2 separate regions of the Homo sapiens genome follow, and region 2 is linked to region 1. Evidence: chromatin loops called from intact Hi-C (ENCODE). Cell type or tissue: B cell. All regions are shown on one strand. Links, peaks and the distances in the headings refer to the core of each region. The heading gives the core; the rest is flanking DNA.

What was found. Peaks named below come from ENCODE experiments on the same cell type or tissue, not always from the same donor. Only the 100,000 strongest peaks of a DNase experiment are listed, where the experiment ranks them.
Region 2: it touches region 1 in a loop (4-fold over the local background); 11 of 110 quality-filtered maps call a loop at or near these places.

The regions. Positions count from the first base shown.
Region 1 is chr16:23,872,890-23,881,293 of GRCh38, reverse strand. All of the region lies in intron 2 of PRKCB (protein kinase C beta), which reads right to left. Among named protein-coding and RNA genes, the nearest start is that of PRKCB, 41 kb to the right of the region's middle. In B cell, for the core only: a CTCF peak has its summit at 3,981 (motif pointing left); DNase peaks (open chromatin) are centred at 3,457 and 3,973; H3K27ac peaks cover 2,369 bases.
Region 2 is chr16:23,798,840-23,807,243 of GRCh38, reverse strand. No RefSeq gene overlaps it. Among named protein-coding and RNA genes, the nearest start is that of PRKCB, 33 kb to the left of the region's middle. RefSeq lists a cis regulatory region at 3,340-3,746. In B cell, for the core only: CTCF peaks have their summits at 3,335 and 3,550 (motif pointing left); a DNase peak (open chromatin) is centred at 3,543; H3K4me3 peaks cover 611 bases.

The sequences.
Region 1 (8,404 bases), core at 2,959-5,458:
GCAACAGAGCGAGACTCTGTCTCAAAAAAAAAAAAAAAAACTGGGAAAAGAGAGAAAAGGAGTCAACACAGGGCCCTGTCAATGCTCTGCCCATTCTTTGTCTTTCATCTTGGGAAGATGGACACAGAGACTCATGGGCCTGGGCCCCCAGGAGCATCACAGAGTGAAGAGGAGAGGCAAACATTCCCTTTAACCTCACTGCTGAAAACTTCTAGAAGTCTGCTCTCAGGACATAATTAGGAATGCCAGCAAAAGGTGTTTCATCAGAGCACTGCTTGTAACAGTGAGAAATGGAAAATACCCCCATGACCATCCGGAGGGCACCTGTTAAAGATCGTCAAGCCAAGCAGTGGAGACTACAGAACCATACAAAAAAAAAGATCGTAAAATGTGAATTGAAAAGCAGATAGTCTCTTATGTCATCTTGACCCCATTTGTGTGTGTTTGAGGAGACAGAGACAGAGAGACATGGGTAGATAGCAAGGTATTAACATTTCTGCTTGATAAGATTATTTTCTTTCTCTGCATCTTGTTGTAATGTTCTATAATGAAGATGTATTGCTTCTGAAATAAGAAAAAAAAATGTTTTAGCGAAGAAAATATGGCAGGAAAAAATATTCAGAAGGAAACCCTAGGGGATCCCAGAGAAAATTCTAGTACCCTACTTCATTTTCTAAGAGTAAAATTATAGCACAGAAAGAACCCCCAGTAACAAATAGAAAATACAAAGCTTGAGTTATATAATTCAGAAAGGCCTGCAGAGGCTGTCAGACACCCACAGAGACCCAAACAGACCTTTTGGAGCTCAAACCAGGGCAGAGAAAATACACAAAAACTAATAGAACCCATCCCGGGATTAAAAATTAAACGTGCAGAATCACAGAGACAAAGGCATATGTGAGAAGGAGGGGGAGAAGGAGGCAGGAAGCAATGTTCACTCCTCTTTCAGGTGCTAGTGTGGGCCTTGTGTGTGTGGTGGGGGGATTCTCAAAGCTCATTTTCCCCACTGTTCTAGGGAGCCCCTATAATTAAGCTAATACTAGGAGGAAAGAGCCCTTCTATTTAGCTGTCATCTGTGTGAGCACAAGAGGTGAGTCAGGCATCTCCTGCAGCAGAATGGAAAAGACCCAGGAGCCTGCCAGCTGACCTAGCTTCTACCATGCTGCCTGGCTTAGGGGTGGGGATTCGATTCCCCCAGAGTACTACTGAGTCTAAGGACAAATAATATTAATACACTTTCAGAGCATGTCTTGTGTACCAGGAACTTTCCTAAACACTATAAACATACTCACTCGATTTTCACAACAATCCTATGAGATCGGTGTTTTTATTAATCCCATTTTGCAGACAAGAAAACTGAGGCACAGAGAGGTTAAGACTTGCCCAAGGTCACAGAGTTTAAAAAACAGCAGAGCTAGGATTCGAACTCAGGAAGCTATGGCCCAAGAGCCTATGCTCTGAACTACTATGCTGCTGTCTTAGAAAGCTAAAGGACCAGGGCACCGGGCTCAGTGGCTCACGCCTATAATCCCAACACTTTGAAAGGTCGAGGCGGGCGGATCACTTGAGGTCAGGAGCTCGAGACCAGCCTAGCCAACATGGTGAAACCCCGTCTCTACTAAAAATACAAAACTTAGCCAGGCATGGTGGTGCATGCCTGTAATCCCAGCTACTCGGGAGGCCTAGGCTGGAGAATCACTTGAACTGGGGAGGCGGAGGTTGCAGTGAGCTGAGATCATGCTTCTGCACTCCTGGCAACAGTGGGGCTCCGTCTCAAAAAAAAAAAAAAAAAAAAAAAAAAAAAAAAAAAAGGATAGCTAAAGGACCAACAACAAAGGTTTATTCCCAGATTACTATGACATCTGTTTGCAGGAGATTCATGTCAAGGAGAAGGTGCCTGGAAAACCTCAAGGTTGAGTATTGCTGAACTTCATCCTAGGCTATGAAAACAGCCCAGACTTACTAAAGAAAACCACTTTCCCACTCCCATATCTCCTACTGCTTCAGTGCCCAGCTCTCAGCATTCTCTACTTCCTGTGTGCCCACAAAACATGAAAACCAGCTCTCAGCAGGAGCTACACTGCACTCAACCACTACACTGCCTCTTTTTTTTTTTGAGATGGAGTCTCATTCTGTCGCCCAGGCTGGAGTGCAGTGACACGCTCTCAGCTCACTGCAACCTCCGCGTCCCAAGTTCAAGTGATTCTCCTGCCTCAACCTCCTGAGTAGCTGGGATTACAGGCGCGTGCCACCACGCCCCACTGATTTTTTTGTATTTTTAGTAGAGACGGGGTTTCACCATGTTGGCCAGCCTGGTCTTGAACTCCTAACCTCAAGTAATCCACCCACCCCAGCCTCCCAAAGTGCTAGGATTACAGCATGAACCACCACCACACCCAGCCAACACTACATTGCCTCTTAAGGACGCAGGCTGTGCACCCAGAATGACAAAGCCTCCTCTACACTCCCTGGCTGCAAGACCTGCAGAGAGCTGTTTACCTCCATTCCCCCATCTGTTAACTAGAGCTAATAACAGGGGTTATAGTCAATCCTCATTATTTGCAAATTCACCTCTTGCTAAAATTTATTTATAACCGCCAAATCCATACTCAAGGTTCTTTCATGATCACTCACGGACATGTACGGAGTGGCAAAATATTTGAGTCAGCCAACATGTGTTCCCAGCTGAGGATGAACAAAACCATGTTCTACCTTCAGACTTCAGCTCTCATGCTGTAAACAAGCATTCTCTCTGTGGTATATTAGCAGCATGCTTTTTCCCATTTTTCTGCTTTTTGAGGGTGACGTTGCTGTAAAATGGTCCCATAGGGTAATGGTGAAGTGCTATCTGGTGTTCCTAAGTGCAAGGAGTCCGAGATGTGTCATGCGTGTGTTATATAAGCTTTGATCAGGCACGAGTTGGAGTGCTGTTGGCAGTGAGTTAGATGTTAATGAGTCAACAATATATATTAAGGTGTCTTTAAACAGAAACACACACAGAATAAGCTTACGGGTTGATCAGTGGATGAAAATGCTGTGACCAAAGGCTCACAGGAACCCAACTTTGTATTTCACCTAGGAACAATGGTTCAGTGTTTATTAATTCAGTGTTTGCAGTGACTTTACAGAACATAACTACTGTGAATGACAAGAAGTGACAGGCCGGGTGCGGTGGCTCACGCCTGTAATTACAGCACTTTGGGAGGCCCAGGTGGGTGGATCACCTGAGGTCAGGAGTTCAAGACCGGCCTGGCCAACGTGGTGAAACCCCATCTCTACTAAAAATGCAAAAATTAGCCAGGAGTGGTGGTGCATGCCTGTAGTCCCAACTACTCAGGAGGCTGAGGCATGAGAATCACCTGACCCTGGGAGGCGGAGGTTGCGGTGAGCCGAGATCATGCCACTGCACTCCAGTGTGGATGACGGAGTGAGACTCTGTTTTGAAAAAAAGGAAAAAAAAAAAAAGAAGTGACTGCACCTCAGAGTACTGTCAGTCTTAAATAAGCTGATACCACTAAGGCACTTAGGATACTGCTTTGACACATACTAAGTGTGATGTAGCCATTCTCCATTACCATTTACACAGATTTTTAGCTTAAAGACTGAAATGAAATCAGTGAGAACATGGGGACTCACACAGAACAACTAACTTTCCTGAGTTGAGTGGCCCAGACAAATGCACAGAAAGAGAGTTTTGACAGTGCGGCATGCCATTGGTGATGAGCTCAGAGTGAATAAGTGGCTTCAGGTTGAGGCCGACTTTTGGGAACACCCATGGGCTTTACCTGCTCAGAATCTACTCTTGGGGAGTCTTATATGGGATTGTAGAGGGGTCAACAAGTCAGAGATGGTCGTGTGACTCAAGGCAGGACAATCAGAAGCTCCTTCCCCAGACTTAGCACCTTTTTAAGAAAAGATTCTCTCTATTCTCTCTAAAATTTAGCATTTGTTTTTTAAGAGACAGGGTCTCCCTCTGCTGCCCAGGCTGGGGTGCAGCAGTGCCATCATAGCTCACTGCAGTCTTGAGCTCCTGGGCTTAAGTGATCCTTCTGCCTCAGCCTCCACATAGCTGGGACTACAGGCACTGTGCCTGGCTACTGTTTTTTTTTAAGGACAGGGTCTCACTATGTTACCCAGGTGGGAAATTTGCATCTTTTACAGAGTTATTCACCCCATCTCTGGTGTCCTGAAGGAAACAGTCATTAGTCCCTGCTTCCTAGATCCCTAGAATTCATTTGGTTTCAGGACTTTCTAAAGCCTGGTTCTTCATCTTTTCCTTCACATCTCTGTCCATCCCTCCCCCCCCATATCCTTCTAACAAATTCTTTTTTGCTTACATTAATCAGAGTTCATTTATGTTACTTGCAACCAAAGGATTCTAACTAAAGGATTTTCAAAGGATATGTTTCCTTCATCCACCCTTCCCTGTCACTTAGGTCTCAGAAAAAAAGAAAATTCCAGTGTTAACCACTTTCTCCAGCTGAACATTGTTTTGAGTAGTGGTATTTTGAAGGGACAGAGCAGAACAAATACATCAGTGAAGCACTCAGATGTCCTTAAATTAGTTCAACTCTTCTGGCCCAGATGAATTGCATTCCAGGGCTCCAAGAGATCTCACCAGTGAGATCACCAAACCACACTGCCTAGGATCCCAGAAGAATCCTGGAGAAAGAGAAACGCAGAGAGGTACGCAAATGTCATTTTTTTTTTTCAAAAAGAAAAAGAAACCGTGGCTTCTGCAGACAAAAGAACCAGCATAAGGAGATGGAGACATATCGGACTAACCCCATTTCCTTTTTAGTGTGTGTTTTGTTTTGTCCTTGGACAGTTGCTAATCTGGTGGACGGGGGAAGTGTGATGTGGAATATATCCCTGGAGTTTAACAAAGCATTCCTCAATGTTGCCTGTGATAGTCTTTTGGGAATGACGGAAAATATGCTGTCTTCTCAGAGTTTGGTGGATTAGTGACAAGTTAAACTTCCACAGCCACATGGTACTACTTAATACAATTTGTCTTTGTGGCACTTACAAGTAAAATTACGTATATAATTGTTCCATATCTGGCTTCCCTGGTAGGCTGTGGGATCTGTGAGTGAGTGGTTGGAATCTGTCTTGGTCACCATTATATCCCACACCTCGCATTGTGCAGAGCACATAGACAGGGGTCCAAAAAATGACTGCATGCGTGTGTAAATGAGTTGATCAATCAATGAATATATGTCAACCTTAAAGGGACCTCTAAAAGAGTGGCAAACATAAACGCCTATGGGGCCCGGCCAGTCACATAAAATGAGGCATATAGCATGACTAGGGGAGCCCATATCCACCCCAAAAAGTCAGCTACTTCTCAGTTCTAGCCCTGGTGCCATGAAGGAATGCAGACTTGGGCTGTCAGTTACGACACTTTTTCAAAAGATACCTAATACTGGTATTTCGTTATGAAATATCCTACTTTTAAATATGGGTCATGCATATATATATATGATATACACACATATATGTGTGATATACACACATATATGTGTGATATACATACATATATGTGTGATATACATACATATATATGTGTGATATACATACATATATATGTGTGATATACATACATATATGTGTGTGATATACATACATATATATGTGTGATATACATACATATATGTGTGATATACATACATATATGTGTGTGATATACATACATATGTGTGTGATATACATATGTGTTTGATATACACATGTGTGTGATATACATACATATGTGTGTGATATACACATATGTGTGTGATATACATCATATATATATATATATATATATATATCTTTTTAGTTGAAGCAAAACATGTCTAGGAAGGGAAATTCAATCCTTGGACACCCGCTGGTAAGCTCTGCTAAAAAGGGTCCCTGGGTCTTCCTCCTCAGTCTTGTCTCATCCAGTATTTTTTTTATCATAAGACACAGAGAGGCTGGGCATGGTGGTTCACGCTTGTAATCCCAGCACTTTGGGAGACTGAGCTGGGAGGATTACTTGAGCTCAGGAGTTCAAGACCAGCCTGGGCAACATAGTGAGACCTCATCTCTACTAAAATTCAAAAAAATTAGCCAGGTGTGGTGGCACGTGCTTGTAGTCCCAACCACTTGTGGGGGCTGAGGCAGGAGGATCGCTTAAGCCCAGGAAGTCGAGGTTGCATTGAGTCCTGATCGTGCTACCACACTCCAGCCTGGGCAACAGAGCAAGACCCCGTCTCAAAAAAAAAAAAAAAAAGGACATAGAGAAAGGATCAAATGAGTTGAATTCAAAAACAACACATGGCTGAAAAGATGGGTGATCAGGCTGGAAGACAGATGTAGGACCTTAAACATAAGTAACAGAATGGATTTAACATGAGCAAGTATTAAGGTCCAGAAACCCAATTTACAAGTCCAGGAACACAAGTTAGATTAAGAGGTTTTCAGATTAAGTATTTGTGAATCACTTAAGGATTTCATCAGATGAAAAGCTCAGTGAGTCAGCAGTCTGAGAGGGCTGCCAAAATAGTTGATGATTTTAGATTAATTGAAGTGCATTATCTACATCAGTGATTACACATTGGTGGCCCACATTTTGTTTGGCCTGCAAGTTGGTTTTTAGTTTTTTAAAAATAATGAACTTACCAACACTTCACAATTAGGAAAGCTCCCATAAATATACTCATTTCCTGCCTCTCTTGGGGCAAAACAAAAAAAAAAAAAAAGAGAGAAGAATCTGGTGATGCTAGGCCTGTGTGGGTACACCAAAAAATAAGTATGTTTCAAAATATTACATACTTATTTGTATGCTTATAAAAACTCTTAAGGTTTCATTTACAGGCATTTCTTATATCTAGGACGTTTCACACATCTAAGACAGTTGCCTGGCCCCTGTAGGAATTTGAATTTGTAACCCCAAATCTAGAACATGAGATGTGATGGTTCATCTCTACTCAGTGATAGGCAGAATCTAGCTGACACGTTACATGGGATTTCAGAATTTGTGTTTTATAAGGCACACGGACTAGGTGGAAGTTTGTGGACAGGTGAAAGAACTTTTAGCTCATCCATAGAACAAAATCCTACGCTGCCGTTTTTTCAAATGTCTATCTCTTCTGACACGGAAAGACAGACATTGTTAATGAAATCAGAAAGCTGTACAACTGAATATTTAGCCTAATACTATTTTAGTAAATACATGTGTACGTGGGTGTAGGTGTGTATTTTTTATAAGCATAGACAAGCAATTTTCCCTTCCAACTTTGAAATTCAAGGGTTCTGTGAGATTTCCACATTCTTGACAGCCAAATATAAGATCGGGAAGTGACCGAGTGATTTACAGAGGCAGGAGGCAAGAATCTAGTATCATTAGAGGTAAATGTGCTAAAGGGTATTTTAAAAATAATAATTTTCATGAGACTGAGTAGGAGTGTATATTTGAAAACCTTGAAAAGCAGGATGAAGAGTGGGACCCAGAAGCAGATATACTGACAGTGGCTAATTCTAGCTGACATCTCTTAAGGTCTCAGCTCATGCCTGGCAGACTTTCCTGAAACTGCTCCTCTCACCTGCAAGGGTGGAGCCCAGCTATAGCATCTTCCATGTCCCTATCCACTGGCTTCTGACTCAATGAAGGGCAATCAGATTATCCCAGAAGTTTGGAATTAGACTTAAGAAATGCTATCTGTCCCAGTTGGGAAGTAAGTGTGAAGTATGGCCAGAAAGCACATGGTTGACCCATTGCAAACACAGGCCAAGAAAGACCATCAACAGAAAAAGGAGAAAGTCAGACCTGCAGGAACCAAAGAAGAACCAGAAAACCCATGGTCCAAAAACAAAGAGAAGCTGAAATCGCACAGCTGCCTGCATTCCCGATAAGTCTTCCATTTTTCTTTTTTTCTTTTTTCTCTCTTTTTTTTTTTTGACAGAGTTTCACTCCATCGCCCAGGCTGGAGTGCAATGGCACGATTTCGGCTCACTGCAACCTCCACCTCCCAGGCTCAAGCAATTCTCCTGCCTCAGTCTCCTCCCAAGTAGCTGGGATTACAGGCGCCCACCACCACACTCAGCTAACTTTTTTTTTCTTTTTTTTTTTTTTTTTTTTGTGTGTGTGTGTGTGTGTGTTTTTAGTAGAGACGGGGTTTAGCCACGTTGGCCAGCCTGGTCTTGGACTCCTGACCTCAGTTGATCCACCCACCTCGACCTCCCAAAATGCTGGGATTACAGGCATCCGCTACCACACCCAGCTAATTTTTTTTTTATTTTTTATTTTATTTTTAGTAGAGTCGGGGTTTCACCATGTTGGTCAGGCTGGTCTTGAACTCCTAACCTCAGATGATCTGCCCGCCTCGACCTCCCAAAGTGCTGGGATTACAGGCATGAGACACCACGCCGGGCCAAGTCT
Region 2 (8,404 bases), core at 2,206-4,705, 73 kb after region 1:
TCTAGACCCACACAGTCACTTTCTACTAAGGTCCTTGTCACTTCCCCTCACCAGCTTGTTCCACCTGGTTGGCCAGAATTTGGCCCAAGGCAACAGTTCCTCTAGATACTTCCTTTACCATCTGAAAGACAAAAATGTCAGCAATAAAAATGAACAGGATCTCAGAGTTCAGTTACCCAAGACTTTCTGTGAGTATCCATGTCATTGAACCCCTAAATAAGATAAAAGTGGTATTTCAAATAAGTGGGGGCGAAAATGGATTCATCAACAGAGGGCATCAGTATTACTGAATACTTAAGTAGTTTTTAATTTTATTAGGATAAATTCATGGGAGTGGGATTATTAAATAGAATAATATGAACAATTGTATGGCTTATGTTTGCCTTATTGTATTCCCAAAGAGCTGTAACATTTTATAGCATCACCACTTGGGCAGGGGTATTACCTGTTGTTGCTAATTTAGTAAGTAGAAGAGAGAGATCAAAGTTTCTCTAATTTGTGTTTGTGTAATTTATCTGTATACTTTCTTCATTTATATAAATAAATGTCTTCACTTTGGGAGGCTGAGGCGGGCAGATCACCTGAGGTCAGGAGTTCGAGACAAGCCTGGCCAACATGGTAAAACCCCGTCCCTACTAAAAATACAAAAATTAGTTGGATGTGGTGGCTCACATCTGTAGTCCCAGCTACTAGGGAGGCTGAGGCACTAGAATCACTTGAACCCGGGAGGCGGAGGTTGCGGTGAGCTGAGTTCACAGCCTGGGCGACAAGAGTGAAACTCCATCTCAAAAAAAAAAAAAAAAAAAAAACCAGCTTCAGCTTCTGGCCAGGTGTGGTGGCTCATGTCTGTAATCCCAGAACTTTGGGAGGCCAAAGCAGGCAGATCACTTGAGGCCAGGAGTTTGAGACCAGCCTGGCCAACATAACTAAACCCTGTCTCTACTAAAACAAAAAATACAAAAATTAGCCAGGTGTGGTGACACATGCCTGTAATCCCAGCTACTCAGGAGGATGAGGCAGGAGAATAGCTTGAGCCTGGAAGCCGAGATCGAACCACTGCACTCCAGCCTGGGTGACAGAGTGAGACCCTGTCTTAAAAAAAAAAAAAAATCCAGCTTCACACATTGTTGGTGTGAGCATAAACTGGTACAACTTCTTTGGAAGGAGATTCTGAAATAGCTATCAAAAATTAGAAATGAGGAAGAAAAAAAAATCCTTTGACCCAGGAACTCTAGTTTTGAGAATTTATCCTAGACATAAGCTGGAATCTGAGTAAAGATATTTGCTCAAAGTTATTTCTTTTGACATTATTAATAGTAGCAAAAGATGAGAAACAATGTTTCCCACTCAATGGGAGAGTGTTTGTTATATTACAGAACTTCCACAGAAGAATGCTACACAGCCATTTTTTTAAATGAGGTAGATTTTTATGGGCTCTGACATTAAGCAATTTACAAGTTGTAGCACTGGGGACATAAAAGTCTGTAGGTGACATACCCACTTGTGTAAAAAGAATGGAGGATGATATCCAGAGTTAGAGATTGAGATAGAGACACACACATAGAGACACTACAAAGATCATATCACAAGGAATTTACATAAGAGAACATTAATTGTAATTGTTTCTTGGGTGAAAGTAAGAGAGAAATTAGGTGTTCATTGTATACATTTTGTTACTCTGAATTTTACGATGTTATTTTTCTAGAAAATATTCAAATAAAAAATATTAGGAGAGCCGGGAGTGGTGGTTCATGCCTGTAATTCCAGCACTTTGGGAGGCAGAGACGGGAGGATCATTTAAGTCCAGGAGTTCAAAACCAGCCTAGGCAATATAGTGAGACCTCATCTCTACCAAAAATTATAAAATTGGCCAGACATGGTGGTGCAAGCCTGTCACCCCAGCTACTTAGGAGGTTGAAGTGGGAAAATTGCTTGAGCCCGGGAGGTTGAGGATGCAGCAAGTCAAGATTGTGCCACTGCACTCCAGCCTGGGTTACAGAGTGAGACCCTGTTTCAAAAAAAAAAAAAAGAAAGGAATTTTTAAAAAACATTTTTTTAAAATTTCCTTTCCTTTTTTTTCTCCCAGGTTCAAGTGATTCTCCTGCCTCAGCCTCCTGAGTAGCTGGGATTACAGGCATGAGCTACTGTGCCCGGCCAGAAAAAAATTTTTAAAAAGAAAAATATTTCCAGGTGCAGTGGCTCATGCCTGTAATCCCAGCACTTTGGGAGGCCGAGGCAGGCAGATCACCTGAGGTTAGGAGCTCCAGACCAGCTGGCCAACATGGGGAAACCCGTCTCTACTAAAAATACAAAAATTAGCCAGACGTGGTGGCACATGCCTGTAATCTCAGCTACTCAGAAGGCTGAGACAGGAGAATCGTTTGAACCTGGGGGGCGGAGGTTGCAGTGAGCCAAGATTGCACCACTGCACTCCAGCCTGGGCAACAGAGCAAGACCTCACTTAAAAAAAATTATATATATATATATACACACGTATATATATATACACACGTATATATATGTATATATATACGTGTGTATATATATATACGTGTATATATATGTGTATATATATACAAGTGTATATATATATACGTGTATATATATATATATACGTGTATATATATATATATGAGAGATGCCCAAGGGGGGAAAATAAAGTAAAACTCATGCATAATCCTAATTTATAGAAAATTATACAAAGTAAGACATAAAATCCCCCCGGGCTAATCACTGATAAATATTGCCTTCAAGTGCTTCCAGAATTGTTTCTGGGTTTACCCAAATGTAATTGAATAACATTTTGACTTTAATTTATGGATTTTTATACACTTTTCCTCTCCCCACTGTCTTTCCCCCAGCCAAGCAAGCAGAAAGTCAACTTTGAAAGTCCTAGTCTCTGAGGGGGTTTGTGGCAGGTCTGAAAAGCACAATAATCTCCAAGATGTCTTGGCTTTTGCCCTAAAAATCTAAGCCCATAGGAGAATGCAGAGGGTTTGTGGAAGAGCTAGAAAGAATGGAGGGATGTTTGCAGAAGTAAATGGCACTGAACAAAAGGAAGATGGTCATTTTATATTTTGTAACCGATACGAGATGTATTCCTGTCATTGGTATGTATGATTCCCCAAACACTGTTGCAAGGAACTAAGCAGGAGTGTTAGGATTCTGGGAGGTATTTACAAAATCAAATCTGTAAAGAAGGAGAGAGGGATAGAGGAGGAAGAGAGGGGTAGAGGAGAAGAAGGAAGAGGAAAGGAGAATTTAAAACCCAGCTAGTATGCCAAAAATGAGCTAAACTGAGGAGCTGAGTAATAAAACGATCAGATAAGAAAAAGAAAGTTCTGAACGAGATGAGACACAGCTTCCATTTAGTGCAAAGGACATGAAGAGGCAATTCACATGGCTTATAGACACGGGAGAAACCACTCGATCTCACACACAATTAAGGAGATGCACATTGAAACAATAATGAGATACCATTGTCTCCTATGGGACTGGCAAACAGGAGGTGGAGTCTGGCCTGTGAGCACCTCTGTGCACATCAGAAAGCAGCACCCCCTTCTGGGAGGATGTGCCTCGTGCCGGTGACCCGGGCGAGTTCTGGATTTCAGTCCTACTCCCTCGCAGCCTGGGTTTCCAAACAAGCTTAGAACCCTCTGCCAAATTATTAAAGGGTTGAGAGTTTAGAAGGAGATGTTTAGAAGGAGACAGAAAAACACTCTCCCACTCCTCAGAAAACGTTTTCTTGTTTTAACTCTGGCGTTCACACTATAATTCTAAATAATATGATTGTGCTTCTGTGTTTTGATTGATCAACTTAAAACCATATTGTCTCCATTGAAAAGAGCGAAATTTAGTTCAGCCTTATTATCCCCTTTTCCCTTGTTTCTACATCAGTTTTGTTTGATATTATTGTGGGTAAATTCCTGCGGTCACTGAATAAATATTTATTGAGAACCTCCACCTCTTTTCTGGGTGCTGGTTGTTCTAATGACTTTATTATTTATAACTTTTTAATTGCCTGCATGGCTTTAAATAATATACTTAATCATTTATTTTTTCTATTCTTATTCATATAAATTCAGGGTTTTTTTTGTTTTGTGCTTTTGCAAGTAATAGAAACTAACTACGACTGGCTTAAAAGGCATTGTAAAAAGAAAGATTATGGGATGGATACTGGGTATATTAACAGAATCCAAGGAAGGGCTGAACAACCAGGGCTTAGCAGGGCCAGCAACCAGGGCAGCTGCAGAAACTCAGCAGCAGGAATGTGCAAACTTCCTCCTAAGGGGCCACTTTTACATCTCTCATGTCAAAACCCTAAGCTCTGCTTCAGCTAGGGGTATAAGGTCATGTGGTATAGATACGGCTGCTGCTGCTGAGACCATTGCACAAAAAGGCAGATTAATTTTTTATTTGTTTTTTAGAGACAAGGTCTGGCTTTGTTGCCCAGGCTGGAGGGCAGTGGCATGATCATAGCTCACTGCAGCCTCAAACTACAGGACTCGAGTGATCCTCCCAATTCAGCCTCCCAAGTAGCCGAGACTACAGGCGTGCACCACCATGTCTGGCTAATTTTTTAATTTTTTTTTTTTTTTTTTTTAGAGACAGGGTCTTTCTATGTTACCCAGGCTGGTCTCAAACTCTTGGACTCAAGAGATCCTCCTGCCTTGGCTTCCCAAAGTGCTGGGGTTACAGGCTTGAACCACCGCACCCGGCAAGATTAATTATTGGATGACCATCTCTAGAATTGTGCCTATGACACAAATGTTCGTTGTTTTTTCATCAGAAGCTTGCTGAGTGAGAATGGGTTCAGGATCTGTTTGGAGAAAAAGCAGATAACACATCTCCCATCACATCCATGACAGAGTCCCTCTCTGGAAATCAGACTGCCTGTACCCCTGGTGTTTGGCTCTCTCTCCCTCAGAAAACATGGAAGTTTATTTGCACTCAATCGTCTGGGTCGATCCTCTCTCTCTCTCTTTTTTTTTTTTTTTTTTTTTTGTTTTTTGTTTTTTGTTTTTTTGTTTTTAATGTGGTCTTTGCTTTGGTAGACCAAACCTACAGACAATCTCTACAGAGGGAACTGCCAGAAAGTCCACCTCCTGGCCAGGCACAGTGGCTCACACCTGTAATCCCAACACTTTGGGAGGCCGAGGTGGGTGGATCATGAGGTCAGGAGTTCGAGACCAGCCTGGCCAACATGGTGAAATCCCGTCTCTACTAAAAAGACAAAAATTAGCCACGTGTGGTGGCAGACGCCTGTAATCCCAGCTGCTTGGGAGGCTGAGGCAGGAGAATCGCTTTAACCCAGGAGACCGAGGTTGCAGTGAGCCAAGATAGCGCCACTGCACTCTAGCCTGGGGGACAGAGCAAGACTCCGTCAGAAAGAAAGAAAGAAAGATAGAAAGAGAGAAAGAGAGAAAGGAAAGAAGGAAAGAAGGGAAGGGAAGGGAAGGGGGGGGGAGGGGAGGGGAGGGAAGACGGGAGGGGAGGGGAGGGGAGGGGAGGGGAGGGGAGGGGAGGGGAGGGAAGGGAAGGGAAGGGAAGGGAAGGGAAGGGAAGGGAAGGGAAGGGAAAAGTCCACCTCCTGCCTTGTGTGTTATTTTCCTGCCTGTGCACGAAAGCCCAGGTCTGCCCCCTGGTGGAAGCCACCAGACAACCTCAAGGAGGAAATTACTGCACTGCCCAGAAGGCGAAATGCCAGTTTCAGAGAGATACATGCCAATGCTTAGCCTAGAGCCTGGCACAGGCTAAGCACTATATACAGGGGTTCGCTCAAAAAAGAAAATAGATAGATCCTGTTCGTTTAAATGCATTGGCCTTAGGGTCACACCTACCTGAGTTCAAATTCCAGCTCTGCTACCTACGAGTTTTGAAACTTTGACATGTGTTTGGGTTTCTTAGGGCTGCCTTAACAAAGTCACACAAACTGGGTGGTTTTTAAAAAATGAGCTGAGCCAGTCGGTCGCTGTGGTTCACGCCTGTAATCCCAGTACTTTGGGAGGCCAAAGCAGGCCAATCACTTGAGATCGGGAGTTCAAAACCAGCCTGGCCAATGTGGAGAAACTTGATCTCTACTAAAAATACAAAAATTAGCCAGGCGTCGTGGAGGGCACCTGGAATCTCAGCTACTTGAGAGGCTGAGGCAGGAGAATCGCTTGAGCCCAGGAGGCAGAGGTGGCAGTGGGCTGAGATTGCACCACTGCACTCCAGCCTGGGCGACAGAGGGAGACCCCATTTCAAAAAAAAAAAAAAGAGCTAGGCACAGTGGCTCACACCTGTAATCCCAGTGCTTTGGGAATTGGAGGCAGGAGGATCACTTGAGCCCAGGAATTCAAGACCAGCCTGGGCAACATAGCAAGACCCTATCTCTACAAAATAAATAAATAAATAAATAATAAAGTATGTTTCAGTTTTGGAGGCAAGAAATCTGAAATCAAGGTGTCGGCCAGGCCATGCCTTCTCTGAAACCTGCAGGGGACTCCTTTGCTTCTTCCCAGTTTCTGGTGGTTTCCAGCAATCTCTCCATGGCTGCAGATGTATCACTCCAATCTTCCATCTTCACATGGCCTTCTTTCTGTGTCTCTTATGACATCTTCCTCCTATGCCTGTCTATTTTGTGTCCACATCGCCCCTTTTTATAAGCACACCAGTTGTATTGGATTATGGCCCACCTTACTCCTGTACAGCCTCATCTTAACTAATTACCTCAATGACTCTATTTCCAAATTAAGCTCACATCTGGGGTACTGGAGGATAAGAAGGACATCAACATATCTTTTTCTGGGCACACAATGCAATTCAACAGCATAGTCTTTCACCTCCTAAGCCTTCATTTAGTCAAGTGTAAAATGAAAATAATTATAGCCAGCTCATAGGATTGAAATTTTCTGACATAGAAAGACATTTGAGGCCAGGCACGGTGGCTCATACCTGTAATCCCAGCACTTTGGGAGGCCAATGCAGGCAGATCATGAGGTCAGGAGTTTGAGACCAGCCTGGTCAACATGGCAAAAGCCAGTCTCTACTAAAAATACAAAAATTAGCAGGGTGCCGTGGTACACACCTGTAGTCCCAGCTACTTGGGAGGCTGAGGCATGAGAACCGCTTGAGCCCAGGAGGCGGAGGTTGCAGTGAGCCAAGATTGCACCACTGCACTCCAGCCTGGAAGACAGAACGAGACTCCGTCTCAAAAAAAAAAAAAAAAAAAAAAAAAAGACATTTGAGATATGTCACTCAGACTAATAGGAAGTTTCAGAGTAAAATACATGCCATGAAATGCCAGTACAGAGTCCATTTCCCAATGTGTTTGGATATGGACAAAAAATTTCTGGAAGGGTATACAAGAAATGTATGAGTGTTATCTCTGGGGAATTGCAGCGGTGAGATTGGAGGGAAAGGGGAGGAAGGGCTTGGTCTTTCCCCTTAGGCCCCTTTGGTTCTGCTTGAATTGCTTTTACAGAGACACATTTTATTTTCATAATTTAATAAAAAGAAAAGGAAATAAACCACAATAACGTCTGCCTCATTGGGTTGTTGTGAGGATGAAATAAATGTGGAATGGAAGCCACGCAGCACAATAAGTGCTTGGTGAGTGGTGACGGTGGGCATTCTCATGGCAATTTTCACTGAAACATCAATTTTAGTAGAGAGAAACTGGAAACAACCTAATTGTCCAACTAATGGAAAAGATTTATTCAGGAAATTATAGTACATGCACTTCATATATTAGTAAGCGGCATTAAAAATGATATTGGCCAAAAGTCTGTAATAATAATAAGCAAAACTGTTCACAATATAATGGAAATGGGAAAGTAAAAAGAAAACAGAACACAAAATATCAAGCTTTGTAGCATGGTTTGTTTTTGTTTTTGTTTTTCATTTTTTATTCCTGTTGCCCAGGCTGGAGTGCAATGGCACGATCTCGGCTCACTGCAACCTCCACCTTCTGGGTTCAAGCGATTCTCCTGCCTCAGCCTCCTGAGTAGCTGGGATTACAGGCATGTGCCACCACACCCAGCTAATATTTGTATTTTCAGCAGAGATGGGTTTCACTATGGTGGCCAGGCTGGTCTTGAACTCCCAGCCTCAAGTGATCTGCCCACCTCAACCCCCCAAAGAACTGGGATTACAGGCTTGAGCCATGGCACCCAGCCTATGGCTTTAAAAATAATGTAAAATAAACATAATCAATAAAGGAAGCGGCTTTGTTAGTGTAGCAGAAATATGAGCGATTTATTTTTCTTCTTTTTTTTCTTGTACTTGTACTTTCTACATTTTCTTTAAGGACATGCCCTACTTTTACAATGAGAGAAAATTATTATTGGAAGGAAAAAAAGATTAAATGTGACATTATTTCCCCTTTAGAAATATTTCGTATCCTGGTGAACAATTACCCTCC